2 separate regions of the Homo sapiens genome follow, and region 1 is linked to region 2. The links are chromatin loops, found by intact Hi-C in ENCODE. Cell type or tissue: HCT116. All regions are shown on one strand.

What was found. Hi-C counts contacts between places; a loop is a spot of excess contacts. Peaks named below come from ENCODE experiments on the same cell type or tissue, not always from the same donor. Only the 100,000 strongest peaks of a DNase experiment are listed, where the experiment ranks them.
Region 1: a loop joins it to region 2, with 4 times the contacts of the local background. A loop is called at or near these places in 5 of 110 quality-filtered maps.

What each region holds. Positions count from the first base shown.
Region 1 is chr9:19,637,492-19,645,491 of GRCh38, forward strand. All of the region lies in intron 2 of SLC24A2 (solute carrier family 24 member 2), which reads right to left. Among named protein-coding and RNA genes, the nearest start is that of SLC24A2, 150 kb to the right of the region's middle. In HCT116, a CTCF peak has its summit at 3,781 (motif pointing left); no DNase peak of the experiment used is centred here; H3K27me3 peaks cover 2,331 bases.
Region 2 is chr9:19,468,221-19,476,220 of GRCh38, forward strand. LOC105375988 (a long non-coding RNA gene) reads left to right here and starts at 1,882. Exons shown (of 7, transcript XR_007061431.1): 1 at 1,882-2,280. In HCT116, a CTCF peak has its summit at 3,766 (motif pointing right); a DNase peak (open chromatin) is centred at 3,801; H3K4me3 peaks cover 449 bases.

The sequences.
Region 1 (8,000 bases), 170 kb after region 2:
AAACACACAAGGGGGAAGCAGAAGAACCCAAAACAAATAAGAAAAAGTCTCCTTTTTACCTGACTGGTCATTTTGGAAATGGGTGCACTTCCTTGTAAGTACCAAAGGAAATAAAGGCATGGAGAAGTAGTACCAGGCACAGTGCGTGGTGTTTTTAAGTAGTTGTTCCCTAGTTTTAGAATGATCAGTATCTCCTTAGCTTCTTTGTTTCACAGCTGGAAGGAAGTGAAGCTCAAAGTGATGGAGCAACCGGATGGTGTAAAGACAGCGTTTACTCAGTGAGCAGGGCTGAGATTAGAACCTGTGTTGGTAAAATGCCATTTCCCATCACACTTTGTTGTTTTATAAATATGCGGTGGGAGAGGACAGGTGTGGAATACACAAATGCAAAAGAACAATCAACCAGTGAAGTCCACCTGTATTGGGGGGTAGTTTGCTTGCTGTGCTTTATTTTGTGCTAGCTTCTGTTGAAAAATGTACAGTGAGAGAGAAATCAATAGCACTTAGCATTCAAATTACTTGACTTACATGCATTATTCATTTAATATTTATAGCTCCATAAGCATTCTCAATCCATTTTACTGCTGGAGAAAGAGAGGCTCAGTAAGAAGAGTAAATAGCCCAAGGCCTCAGATGCAATACCTTGTAAAGTTGGGGGCCATACCCAGGGCTGTCTGGCTCTCATCCCTGCAGGCTTGAGGTTATAGGTCAGGTGAGATTGGAGAATTGTTAGCCTCTGGGTGGACACAGACTTTCAGACCATTGGAGAGCACTGAGTTGGAGAAAAAGGTTATTTTCCTCCATTTGAGCCCTATTATAGTCAATGCACACATTCTTGACTAGTTTTACAGGAAATCAAATTTTAGTAAGTTGAATTTACCTTTATTGCCAACGGATATTCATTTGGCAGATGATTATAACACTTTCTTTTTACCTGCTCTCTCTATTGAATACAAAATCCACAACTAAGCATTTAAACAACCTGGGGGAGCTAAGGGAATTTCTATTTTGTTTGTTTTCTTGGTAATGGAACAGTTATTTCCCAATGAGTTAGACTGTGACATTTTTATTTCTAATATTAAATATTAAAAATAGAGTATAATTCAAAAGGGTAAAGCTATGGGATGACACTCAGAATAAGGGGAAATATTTTAAAGAGTCCTGACTCTACCAATGACTAGTTCTGTGGCCCTCACTAGTTACTGGAGGACTCTAAGCCTCAGTACCTACACATATTAAAATGTGGATGACAGCTATCTCAGAGGGTTGTTTAATCATCAGATTAAATAAGATGACATTAAATAAGATGACATACGTAAAATTCCTGGATCCCTACAGGCACTCAATAAACAGATATAAGAAAATAAAATAAGAATCTCCAACTGGAGCAATTAGCTATCTAAACTTGGAGATGGCAGGTAGCCAGGTCAGAATTTCTACCTTTGAACAAATCCTGAATTGCTCTGAAGCTTAAGGCCAAGAATTTCAGTTTATTTCAGTTTCACATAAATATGAAGAACAGAGCAAGTCAATCATTATCATCCCAGATGGGAACATAATCTGCTTCAATTTCTCCATGGTCTTATCAAATGATCGCTATTCTGCATTTGCAAGTGGTTTTTTCCCCCAACAACAACAAAAATTCTCTCCCACAGATCTTCATTCCCTCTCCTCCTCCATAATAACCTTGTTAAAAAGCACCACTTTATTATAGGTAATTGAGTGGATTTTCTAACTTTATTAGCTAATTGTGGTAGTTTGCAAAATGGCTGCAATTCTTCTCTTCCCTATAATGAAGTCCTTTTGCAATGGTGACTTTTCAGGTCCCTCTATCAGTAGGTAAAGTTTGTTTTCCTTCCCCTTGTTTTGGATTAATCTTGTGACGCTTTGGGCAACAGAATATGGTGGAAGTTCTCAGCTTAGTCCTCAAGAAGCCTTGCATGCCCGCAGATGGTCCTTATACCTCTGCCCAGCTGCCATTTGAACAAGCCTGGGGTGCCCGGCCAGCTGCCCCCCACCATGCCAGCCATCATCTGGTCAGAGGACAGAACTTACAACTAAACAGGGAGGCAGATATTTTGGGGCTGTGTATGTGCATGGGACACGCCCAGGTGTTTTTCTCACCGATAATCTTGTATGGACATATGGGTCACTTTAGTAATATCTGGATAACCTATTTCCATCTGTAATGATGACAGCATTTTGCCTTAGCAATTCTCAAGTTTCACATAGGGAAACTGAGACAGACACATCTCCTCTAGTATAAAAGCTTGGCTAAGATGAGAGCCAATAGTTTATAAGCTCTGCTGAATTCATTTATTCACAATGTTATAGTCACAGAGGAAGCAAACCAACCTTTGAAACATAAGGCATAGTAGAGGGAGGAAAGACTAAGAGAAAGAAAACAGTTTTTTGTTAACTTGGAAAACCTACAAATATTTATTCTGTTAATCAAGCCCCAAACCATATGCCCTCTTAAAAATATGTTTGTGAATGGATTTCTAAGATCCTTCATGCTTCAGCATAGTAACTTGAGTTTATTAGATGAATGAAGAAATTAAAACTGCCTGGTTCTTTCAGTTGATAACCTAATAAATAAGGAAAATCTTTTTTCTCTGTTGAAATCACAAAATAAAATTATGATCATAACATATTTAAGCAGTCAAAAAGCATGATGTCTTATACAATTTTAATCTGCCTGGAACCTTTCCATGAAAGCATCATCAGTTTTATCTAAAAATGGCTCTCCTGCTGTTATTAAACCATGTGCCTTGCTGAGTACTCACTGCATAAAGAAGAGCAGATTCATTTGGAAAATAAGTTGAATCTTTATCTTTTCAGATATTAAAGTTGGATGCCTTTCTCTCTGTACTGCTATAAAAAACACCTTCATATTACTTGGGTTTATTTTAAGTTGTTTAAAAAATTTTGAAAGCATAAACTAATATTTATGTTTTCTGACCACAAAAGCTACACAAGTTGACTGGAAAGTATAGGCGTTGATACGGGGTTGGCAGAGCCAGGACAAGGATGAGATGAATGTCTCACTTTGTCTCCTGGACAAAATTTAAGGCAGTACCAAAAAACTCAGTATTATAGATAAATAACATAATGCAATATTTCAAAAAATAAATATTAGTGCAAAATAAAATCTACAATGAACAAAATGTCAAGATTTTAAGTAAAGACAGCTCTTACCTTGCACTTGAATCTTCCCTACTCATCTTACCCTAATCCTGGCCCTGGTTTCAATAAAACTTTATTTACAAGAATAAGCAGCTGGTTCATGAGCTGTAGTTTGCTAATTTGTTTCTTTAAATATTGCATTAAAATATTTATTTTGATGACCAAGATTTTGGGTACCCCCTTAAATTTTGTGCCTGAGTGCCATCCTCACCTTACCCTAATTCCAGCCCTGGGTGTTATCTTCTATTCTAAGTTCAAATGGTAAGCTAATGAAAGTTTTAAAGCAAATGACTGATAGGATTTGATTTAAGTTATACAAGTGGGCTTTGGTTGCTGTGTAGTTTGGCGGGAGATCTAAAGTGGGGACTGGGAGAATAGTTAGGAGGCTGATGCGTCAGTCTAGTGATTTTGCTCTGGTCCAGACCAAGTCACCAAAGACCATTCAGATGTAAAGATGGTGGCCACTTCCCTGTCTGCATATCTACGTGACATCTCAGCATTTGTCTTACTCCTGTTGATTCTCTCATGGTTGTCCCTCTGCTTTACTGACTTCTCAGTCTTGGGAACTCTGCCCTCTTGTGTTCTCACACAATCCCTTGGCCTTAAATTCCATCAACAGAATCTCTAGTTCTGAATTTGTCTCCTCCAAACATGCATATCCAATTCCAATTGCCAACTCACCATTTCTATTGAATGTCTAGTGGGCATAATAAACTTAACAAAACCAAAGTTCACTTTCAAAGATGTCTTTCTCTCTGTGCTGTTTGGATTAGTTCAATCACAAATTTAGATATTACAAAACATCTTCACATTTCTTGTTTATTTTAGGTTACTTAAACATTTTTTTTTTTTTTTGAGATGGAGTCTCACTCGGTCGCCCAGGCTGGAGTGCAGTGGTGTGATCTTGGCTCACTGCAACCTCCGCCTCCTGGGTTCAAGCGATTCTCCTGCCTCAGTCTCCCAAGTAGCTGGGACCACAGGTGCGTGCCACCGTGCCCGGCTAATTTTTGTAGTTTTAGCAAAGACAGGGTTAAACATTTTTGAATACTTAACATATATGTGTTTAGGCTATAAAAGCAACACATTTACTGGAAATTATGTCTATTCCCAAACCTGTTACTCTTCCAGCTATCTTCCAGTAGAGAATGGCACTACCATTCTACTCAGCTGTTCAAGCCAAAAAATTACTGCTTATTTCTTTTCTTCTCCTTTTCTCCCACATCCAATCCACCAGCAAATCCTGTCAATTTTGCCAAAATGTGCCTTCATTTTTTTAAATAAAATCAGCATCAGCCTCAGTAGGCCTACTAAGGGTATAGCTTCCACACATTAGGGTAGAGTCTGACTCGGTGGAAGGAGCAGTCGTTGGGAGGGAGGGGAAGTGTGTGTGAGTAGGAGTGTTAAATTCCCAGGTCAGGGTATAGGGAGAGACTGGCTTGGCTTTGGGGAGGTGAAAGCTGCAGGGTGGAGAGAGCTGGAATATGCCTGGGCCTCTCCAGGTGGGACAGAGACTAGGAGATGTCCCAGCTTTTACGCTTACACACACATTCTCTCTCATCCTACCAGCTGGGTCTGCACAGCTGGACCTGGGACCAGAGGAGGAAATACGCCAGCAGATCTTAGTAGGTACAGCTAGTTGGTATTAGAGGGAGCAGAGTGATCTCAGTGAAGATGTGCCCAGTCATCAGTCTGGCAGGGGCCAGAGCAGACAGGGTTGGTGACAAAGCTCAGCTGGAGCTCAGCATGTATGAATTTAGCATCCATGGCCTACACAGGGCTGACACCAGCTGGCAGTGTACAAAAATCACAGGGTCAATTTTCCAAGCTAAGCGTATACTGTACACTCCTCTGAGAACCAAGTTCACTAATGCAGAGGCCACTTAAAGAGTAGTTATGCCTACAGGTCCTGCTTACATTGACCAAATAGAGTTTGTTTCATTGTTTGCTTTGTTGTTTAATTTGGCTTTGAGAATGGTTTATATGAGAGCGTATTCTTTTTTTTTTTTTTTTTTTTTTTTTTTGAGACGGAGCCTCGCTCTTTCGCCCAGTCTGGACTGCAGTGGCACTATCTCGGCTCACTGCAAGCTCCGCCTCCCGGGTTCAAGCCATTCTTCTGCCTCAGCCTCCCGAGTAGCTGGGACTACAGGCGCCCGCCACTGTGCCCAGCTAATTTTTTGTATTTTTAGTAGAGACGGGGTTTCACCGTGTTAGCCAAGATGGTCTCGATCTCCTGACCTCGTGATCTGCCCGCCTTGGCTTCCCAAAGTGCTGGGATTACAGGCGTGAGCCACCGTGCCTGGCCAGTATTCTTTTTTTTTTTTTTTTTTTTTTAACATATCTGAATGAATTCATCAATCGTCTGCCTTATAAAAAATCAGTGGATTTATTCAGTGATAAAAACCAGTAAATTTTAATTTAGTAACTACTGATTTTGCATGCTTTTTGCATATCAAATGTAAGTTGTCAGGACCCTATTAATATGAATATTTTATCTAAATGTTACCCATTTAAAAATTATAAATATTTGTCTTACTCATACCTGCATTTTACTAAACTCATTATCTATAGTATAAAACTATTACGTATAATCTCTCTTTCCCACTGAACTATCTGCAGAGATCAAAGGACCCATTATTCAGGCCAGATGTTTTCATGTTTTTTAAAATTAATCTTGTTTGTATAAAGTATATTTAGCTTATTTTTTGACAAGTCCCTGATATTCCAGACTTAATGGGTACCACCACTAAATCTGAATAATTGATGGAAATGTACCTAAAATGGCAGCAAATTGAGCATAGATCCTTTGGGGTATATTTCTCTGTATGCAGGGTGTTTGCTATTGATGGGCCAGCAAGTGAGCCTAATCCAGACGTGTCAGATGATGGAGAAGGGCTTATAACCATAGACACTGTGTCCAGGATAACAGCCCCGAACTCTCTTCCATCCTTTGGAGTAGGCAGACTTGTCATGTCTGAGCTTTCTCTCTGTAACATATATTTACTCAAAATAACTATGAACATCTGTGTATGCCTCTCCAGTCTGCAAAGAACTTGTAATATATCTCTATTAACTTGTTGCTTAGGACAGCAGTTGTCAACTTTAAATTTTTTTCTGCAAAACATGAGGGTGACATTGACATGTGTGACACTTGTGCATCGATGTACCCATCATGTGATGTGTTTAATCCACAGATTCAATAGAATTTTACATCTTTGCTTCCTTCCTACTTGAGGAAGCTTGTTGGAACTCAACTGAGTGGGACTGAAGGTATTGAGATCACTTTGAAATTTCTCTTATTTGTAAAAGTAAGTTGATGAAATTGGGCACTTGAGTCATTGTGAATAATAAACTGCATCTGACACATTTCACAACTAAAGACATTCCTGTTCACCTCAACATCTCAGTTGTGAACTTATAGCTTAGTGAGTAATAGCATCTCCCATTGAAAGGAAAAGATTTACATGTTGAGAATAAGGTGGAGTGTTAGAAATGCCAATAAAAGTAATGGCATGTGTGGTGGTGGGGAGAGGTGATGCTAGAATTGCTGATTTCTGCTCTCTTCTGGAAGCCAATAAATAAAGTTATTAGGACAGTCCAATTCATGTGAATGCAGGTAGAAGACTGGCTTCTGAGGGATGAGAACATCCAGCCTAAGTAGATATGTTTGTAATTTTTGAAGGTAACATTTATTGTTTACTAGTGCCTGGCAGGGTCTTTGTATTTTTACATAGATTGAATCATTATAGTAAACCTATGAGATCAGTTTTGTTTTCATCCCTATGTTACAGATGGGAAAAATGAGGGAAGTGAGAAAGGGAAATATTCAATCACTTGCCCAGTGCGTATGATTGTAAGTGAACAAGCTGAGATTTGAACTCAGGCAGTCTAGATTCAAGGTCTGTGCTCTAATTTATCGTGCTGCCCTCTATCTCCAATTCTAGCCTGTTTAAATTTAAATTACAGTCCTCACTGTTTTCCTCGCTTGACCTTGGCTTATGTATATTTTCTCTATATTTTTATGTAAGCAATATGCTTGAAACAACAAGTTCATGTTTTTTTTTAAAAACATGACATTTTTCATGTTTTGCCTAATGAATACTTGTAAATATCAGAAAATAAATTCTTTATATAAAATATTTGTTATTATTAATGCTACTTTTTGCATTAAAAATTTTCTAGGTGAATGACTATATTAGTATTCTCATTCTGTGATTTCTGAAATCTAAAAGTGCATTTACTGGAATAGGGTCTTTTTCATGCATTAAGCATAAATTGGAATTTTCAGGCTAAATTTGAACAGGCATGAAACTATACAAGGAGAATCAGAAATATACAGTGCTTAAAGGTGAGAAAAAAACACTCTGTTCTTTCTATTTTGTATAGCTTTTTTTAGATGCTCCTCATGTCCACTGGTGAAAAGAATGGTTTAAGTATTCAAGCTCCACACTGCAAAGGTATGGACAGAGGGGCAAGTTACTAAGGACATAAAAAATGCTTGGACATTGTAATACACCAGCTCCTAGAGATTACCTTAGCTCCAGTATGAATATAATCTATATTCGCATTCATTTGTAAAGACCAAGCTATCTGGAATTTCTGCCATTTTAGGAATATCTTGTATTGGTGGTTCATGATTGTAAAATTATTATTATCATTTTAGACTTAAAATTTATTTGCTCTGCATATAGTATGCTGCATAGTTACAACTAATATTCGGGGCTATGATTTTGCATAGTTTAGTTTGTGAGTTTATGGCTGTAAGAGAAAAATAGGGACATATTTCATATGTTGTAGTAAATTCTTCACATAAACAT
Region 2 (8,000 bases):
TATATAAAAAAGATTTAAGTAGAACTTTGGATCTATCTAATCCTTTTGGTTCCATCCCCCAGACTGCCTTGGGGTGATCCTCAAGGCTTTAAAAGGAGCATAATTTGAAAAACACAGAACAGACTGATTCTCCAAATTCTTTCCAGGAGCAACAGTCTATGACTTTAAGGGGCTGAGCTGAGCCGGAAAACATGGTCAGGTTTTCTAGAATGGCCATAATCTGGGGTAAGGGTGGTGTCAAGCTGCTTCGAGGTCCTGGGTTCCCATGAGGCCTCTGGCTCTAAGTGTGCTGACAAACCTGTGGCTTCATCGCACAGTGAAGAAAAGCACATTAATTCATAGTCAGGTGGCCTCAGGAGTCTTCTTTTTTGTAGATCTAGGCTATATATCACATTGCATTAGCCAGAGGTCAGTAGACATCATCAAAAACAACAGGAACATGGGAAATTTCATTTTGCTGGTGCTGCAGGATTGAAAATGTCAGCTCTCTCTGGCTACCTGGTGAAGGAATTATGCCATGGCTCAAGAGATGGGGATGAAAACCTTAGCTCATCATTTGAAAATTGTGCATTACAGACTTTGCTGTGAAATATAAGCATTGCTGTAAAATGCAAACATCTCTGTCCCATTGTCATGGTCACTGTTCATCGTTGAGGTCAATAATAGTGTAATCACTGGGTTATGTGAGGACGGGATGAGGTAATACATGAACATTCAGTGACAGGTTATTGACTGTTTCTTCTTTAAAGACCAAGAGTTGGGTTTTAGTATTTTTCTTACTAAGTTGCAAGAACTTTTGGTAAGGAAGTGAGCCTTTTGAATACAGTATTTACTGCAAAATTTTCCCAGTTTCTTGTTTTTAAATTCTGGTTGTTATTATTATTGGTATTTAACACACAGATGTTGAAAGTTTTAAGTAGTCAAAACTGTTGACCTTTTCCTTAAGAACAGCAATTATCCAGGTGTGTGCCAGCCATCCAGGCATGAATGCCTCTGAAGTCCTTTTCAAGCATTGGCTTATTGAGTCCTCATAACAAGCCGAGGTAGGTACTACCACTGTGCCCATTTTATGATCAAGGCAGTGGCCCTGGGTACATTCCCCACCTAGCACATCCCCCGATGCCACATGCCCATTGGTCACAGAGGCTGAAAGATACCAATATCCTTTAAGGAGAGGCAGCAAATGAACATGCAAACGGGGACAGGCCTTGGGGCGAGGTGGGGACACAGAATCTCAGTGCTAGCCTCTGTAAAGTTTGAAACAGCCTTGCAGGGACTTCTGGTAAGCCAAACAGGGTGTGACATTCTGAGAACCACAGATAAGTTCTTTTACTTTCTTATACCCCATGGCCAGAAAAAACAGATAAGTTCTGAGGCCTACCTAGTCTGGAAGAAAAATAGGAAAGAAGTATTAACCAGAGCATTTCTTGATTCCAGATTCTCACTGCCTCAGCCTGGAGACCAGGATGGCACCCCCAAGTCCTTTCAAAGTCACCTGCAATGGAAACTCTCTTGCTTTTAGTTTTTCCCAGGACAGTCAGCCAACCAACCACTGGGTCTGGCAGGTTGTGCTGTGGAATAGAGGCTGGAGCCCTGATTTGAGCTTGCAGAGGACTGGTCCTGCCATGTAACAGCTTTGTGAGTTTGGGCACATGAAATTGCTTTGTAAACTACAAAGGGCTGTGTGTAAAAGCCTAAGGTGCCATGAATATCAGACTGGTGACAAGTGACCACCTTCCTGATGTAGATACTGAGGAGCATTTTTTTTTCTTTTTTACCATGCTTTCATCTGCAGCATTGTTTGATGACTGCCCCAAACCCTCCAAGTCAAGTGAATACTTCTGAGCAGGCTGTAAAATCCATCATTGGGCCACTTTTCTTCTTCCAAACTGTACACAACCCACACTGAATACCTGCTTCCCTCTAGGCCTGGGCACTTCTGTTCCCTTTGCCCAGCATACCTTTGTCCCTCCCCACATTTTCAACACTTGTACTTCTATTTTTCCCTTAGGACTTCATTCGTGTATCACCTCCTCCAGGAAGCATTCCCTGATAACACCCTGGCCACATCCCTGGAGGCTGGTTTATATGCCCTTCCTCTGTTTCCATAGTGACTTCTATTTTCTACTTACCATGAGGCACATCACACTGTATCTGTCTTTACCACTGGATACGTCTTGTTTATTCTTCTATTTGCAACGTTCTAGAATCCCTGAATATTTGACAACGTATGCTTTCCCTCTACCATATGGCATGAGTGAGACCAGGGTTGGAACAATGGTGCGTGCCTGTACAGTGGTATGATTTAAGCTACTTGCTTGGCCTCTCTGTGTTTGCATAAATGGAAGATGAGACTAATGATAACTGAGACTTAATATGGTAGCTGTGAGGACTATGAGAATCCACTGAGAGCGGAGTGAACCGTGCTTGGTACAGAATAGTGGTAGGATTATGGAATTCAAAACGAGGCAGCTGTTGTTGTCATCAGTGTATGGCTGGCCTGGATCCATGATACTGATGTGACACCATTATTTATATTGTGGGTCAGATTCCTCCATTCTTGTGGGTAAGTTCCATGAGGGAAGGTCTTTGTTCAGCTTACAGCTGTATCTCTGTAGCTTAGAATAGTGCCTGGAACATAACGGGCAGTTGGTAAATGCTGGTTGAATGAGTGAATGAATGAGGTACCAAGAGACCCCATGGGATGATTAATCTTGATGGCCAGTCCAGTGTCCCCTGGCGTCCAAGACTTCTTTTATGCCTTATAATCTGGCTAGTGTGTGTCTCCAAAGAGCCTTCATTTAGCCCAAACCAGAGGTTCCCAAACATTTTTACCAACTGTCTTCTTTATCATAAGTTTGAGGAAAAAGTTATTTCTCTTGAAGAGAAAGCAAGAAGGAAGAGAACGCCCTGTTTTAACCTCCAGTGCCAAACGCAGCCTGAAACACACACGCCCACACAGCTCCTGTTCTTGGGAGAGAGGCACGGTAAAGTGGCATCTGGAAAAAAAACCCAGTTCAAGCCAAATTTGTGTCAATCCCTTCTCTGTCAGCCTGTGCTTCCAAGCACGGTATACCAAGATGACAGTTCCACCCAGCTTTCTGCTTTTTCTTCTTTCCAAAGAGAACTTTGATTAAAAAGAATCTTAAGATGCCTGGAAAGAAATTTCTAGCCTACAGACCAGCATTGTCTATGATAACTTTCTGTGATGACGAAAATGCTCTGTAATGTGTGCTGCCACTAGTTACTTGTGGCTGTTGAGCACTTCAGGCTGGTGTGCCTGAAGAGCTGAGTTTTCAATGTAATTTTAATTAATTTAATTTAGATAGCCACATATGATTAACGGCTACGGAGCTGGGTGGACGGGACAGTGATGTGTGGCTGAGCGGAGAGGGCTGCAAAGGGGGTCTCAGATAGGGGTCTGACCCTGGAAGTCTTCTCTTGGCCCTTTCTGGGGGACTGGAATCAAGAAAAGGCCAAGAGCCTCTCAGTGCTTTTTAACATAGGTGCCCCTTGATCAGCTTAGAATAAGAAATGAGGTCACATTCCTTTTAATGTTCAAACCACATGACTTATGATAAGGGCGTCATGAGCCCTGATCATGCCTCACTTTCTTCTCTCACCGAGGGGGATCTCCCTCCTGGAAAAATCTCACACACTCCCTCCCTGGGGACTTCCTTGGTCCTGGGGCGGGCAGTGTCATTACTCTCATCACCAGGAGAGAAAATCAGGAATTCTCGTTCTCGGCTGCTACTGCCGCCTTGGTCACTAGGTGTCACCAGTGGTCCTGCAGCCCACCAAAAGGAAGGCGGCCACACCAGTTGGCAGGTCTGGGGACAAACCTGGAGGCTGCGGTGGAGGGAGAAGTTGGCTTCCTGAGGGGGTGAAACTGACACTCACAACCGTACTAGATGCACCAGATCAAGTGTCGTGGTGTGGGGGAACGTGGGCGATAGGGTTCTGGGACATTTGCCGTGTGACTGTGACCCGTGTGACCCGTTTTGGTCGTCTAAGGGAATAGTTTCTGCCTACATCCTGCTGAAAGAAGTGGCTTTTGGAATGCCTGCCCTCTTTCTCAATGGACCCCAGCAGGCAGCCCCCTTATGAAAGGGAATTGTTTGATGTCAGTGCTCATCCCAGAGCCTGAGTGCTTAATATTCCCCGTGGTCACCCACTTTTGAGGGAAAGTGGCTTCAAAGCAGGAGTGGTGACAGACCTGGCTCCTGGTCCCCACACTGCTGACCACTTCTGGTGTGACTCAACCTTCCATTCCCACCCCCAACTCCCGCCCAGCACCTGTACCAGAGAGAAAATAAGACCTGCTACACATTTTGGTAACTTTTTGCTCTTGACAGTAAAATAAGATTTTACTTTCCTGACAGCTCAGAGTATAGTAGGGGCTTAAATACTTGCTAGCTGACTGAATACTAGTTAGAGGGTTATTAATGTAGGTAGGGGAGAACTGCACTTTCTTTCCAAGTGAGATTCAATAATACGTATCTTGCCCCCAACTTCCTGGAGTCGGAAAGAGTATGGTTTCATTATAGCCTGGCCTCCAATCAGCTGTGTAATTGGGTATGTCACTTAATCCTTCTGAGCCTCAGTCTCCTCATATACAAAATTAGGGCGAAATCTAACTTTCAGATGGGGTGATGGTTAGTTTTATGTGTCAAATTGGCTGGATGATGGGGTTTCCAGATATTTGGTCAAACATTATTCTGATGTTTCTGTGAGGTAAGAGCATTTCTGGATGAGATTAAGGTTTAAATTAGTTAATATATATATTTTTTGAGATGGAGTTTCACTGTTTTTGCCCAGGCTGGAGTGCAATGGCATGATCTCGGCTCACTGCAATCTCTGCCTCCCAGGTTCCAGCCATTCTCATCCCCCTGAGTAGCTGGGATTATAGGCGCCTGCCATCATGCCCAGCCAATTTTTGTATTTTTAGTAGAGACAGGGTTTCACCATGTTGGCCAGGCTGGTCTTGAACTCCTGACCTCAGGTGATCCACCTGCCTCAGCCTCCGAAAGTGCTGGGGATATAGGGGTTAGCCACTGTACCTGGCCATGGATTTTTTTTTTTTTTTGAGACAGGGTCTCAATCTATTGCCCAGGCTGGAGTGCAATATGGTGATCATAGCTTGCTGCAGCCTTGAACTCCTGGGCTCAAGCAATCCTCCCACCTCGGCCTCCCAAGTAGTGGAGATTACAGGTGCATGCCACCGTGCCTGGCTAACTTTTTTATTTTGTTTTTTTTTTAGAGTTGGGGTCTTGCTATGTTTCCCAGGCTGGTCTTGAGCTCCTGACCCCAAGTGATCCTCCTGCCTTGACCTCCCAAAGTGCTGGGATTACAGGTGTGGGCTACCATGCCCAAATTGGTAGACTTTAAGTAAAGTAGGCTCCCTCCATAATGTGGGTAGGTCTCATCCAATCAGTGGAAGGCCAAAATAGAACAAAAGAAACTTTCTCCTACTTCTCTAGCAGATGGCTTCAGACTACATCTGCAACATCACCTCTTCCTGGTTCTACAGCAGATGGCCTTCAGGCTCAAACTGGAATATCAGTGACTGGCTGGGTCTCCAGTCTACTGGCCTTGACTGGAACTGCAGCATAGACTCTTCTGGGTCTCTAGGCTGCCAGCCCACTCCACAGATTTTGGACTTGCCCATTCTCCATAATTGTGTGAGCCAATTCCTTCTAATGAATCTCATCTATTCTTTTCTTTTCTTTTCTTTTCTTTTCTTTTCTTTTCTTTTCTTTTCTTTTCTTTTCTTTTCTTTTCTTTTCTTTTCTTTTCTTTTCTTTTCTTTTCTTTCTTTCCTCCCTCCCTTCCTTCCTCCCTTTCTCCCTTCCTCCCTTCCCTTCCTGTCTGTTTTGCTCTTGTTGCCCAGGCTGGAGTGCAATGGCATGATCTCATCTCACTGCAACCTCTGCCTCCTGGGTTCAAGTGATTCTCCTGCCTCAGCCTCCTGAGTAGCTGGGATTACGGGTGCTCACCACCATGCCCAGCCAATTTTTTTTTGTATTTTTGGTAGAGACAGGGCTTCACCATGTTTGCCAGGCTGGTCTTGAACTCCTGACCTCAGGTGATCCACCTGCCTTGGCCTCCCAAAGAGCTGCGATGACAGGCATGAGCCACTGTGCCCGGCCAGTAAATCTCTTTCTATATAGTCTCACGTTCTGTTGGTTCTGTTTCTCTGGAAAACCCTAATGCCGATGGCTATGGGGATTAACTAAAATTATAGTGTAAAAGCATCTGGTACAGTATCCAACCAGTACCAAAGTATCTAGTAGATGCCCAATAAGAGCTACTTTGCAACCCAGCTTCCCAGTTTTCTTGGTCAATTATTAAATAGATTCCTCAGGACAGGAAGAATACTTCCCCTAGACCTGGAAATCCGTCGGCTAGTCTGCCAATGTTTGTCACTTTCAGTGGACCGCCGGGCTCTGTCCCATTTTGTGATGCAAACATTTCCCAGGGTGCCTCTCTCCCTCACCTGGCTCTAGTCTCCTAGGTCTCAGAACAAGAAGGCATGTGCCTTTCTTTGTTCCCTGTTCACTAATTGCTTCTGGGTGGGTAAGAGTGGGAAGAAGAAGATAATTCCCTCCTCCTCCTCCTTATCAATAGTCTCCATTAAGCCACACATAGATGTGGTATCTGAAAGGTGAGAGGGTGGGTTCATTATGCTTCTTCAGACACATAAGACCTCTTTTCAACTGAGTGCTTCTTACCAATTGATGGCAATCAGTAGAATTATTTTTAGCATATCTGAAACCTTTCTTTCTCCTAGTACACTTTTTTTTTTTTTAACAGAAATGCATTGTCTTGAAGTTCTGGAGGACAGAAGTTCAAGATCAAGGTGTCAGCAGGCTTGGTTCCTTCTGAGGGCTGTGAGGAAGAATCTGTTCTATGCCTCCTTCCTGACAGCAGGTGGTTTCCTGGCAATCATTGGTGTTCCTTGGGCCATAGAAACATTACCCTGATCTCTGCCTTTATTTTCATATGGTGTTCTTCTTGGGTGCGTATCTGTATCCAAATTTCCCCCTTTTGAAAGGACACCAGTCATATTGGATTAGGGGTTCATCCTATTGTGGTATGACCACAGGTTAACTAATTACATCTGTAATGATCCTATTTCCAAATAAAGTCACATTCTGAAGTACAGGGGGTTAGGACGTAGCATATAAGTTGTAAGGAACCCAATGCAACCCCTAACAGGTGCTATTTTAGAATTCTCTTCAAGTGGTTAGTTCTTGAATCTTTCTGACATAATCCTAGTTATCTTCAGTAGCTTTATTGTTATTAGGTAAAACAATGGGTTCCAGGCTCATCTTGCACATTTCTGTTCCAGGCTCTTCTTGCCCAGACCTGGACTCAGCCATTCCTCCAAGAAGCCCTGTTTGTGTTTATTTTTATAGTTTGGTGAGAAATTGTATTTCAAGACCATAATCTGGGCTCTAGGGTTGCTCACTGCTACCAGGTTGGCTCTTGTTTCTAGCTCTTTTCAGTGGACAGGTTTGAAAGTCATGTGAGGGGCTAAGAGTTTCTCTCTGTAAATGGTTCTTAATACACAAAGTTCGTTAGCCCTTGCTGACCTTAAAAATTTCCCAGAATTGGCGGGGCATGATGGCTGATGCCTGTAATCCCAGCACTTTGGGAGGCTGAGATGAGTGGATCACCTGAGGTCAGGAGGTCGAGACCAGGCTGGCCAATATGGCGAAACACCCTCTCTACTAAAAATCCCAAAAATTAGCCGGGTATGGTGGTGGGTGCCTGTAATCCCAGCTATTTAGGAGGCTGAGGCAGGAGGATCACTTGAATCTGGGAGGGGGAGGTTGCAGTGAGCTGAGATTGCACCACTGTACTCCAGCCTGAGTGACAGAGCGAGACCCTGTCTAAAAAGTAAAAAATAAAAAATAAAAAATAGTTTCCCAGAATTGTTCTCCACAGGAAAGGGTGTCAGCTTTGCTGTCTGAGCCAAACTCTGGTTGAGTTGACAA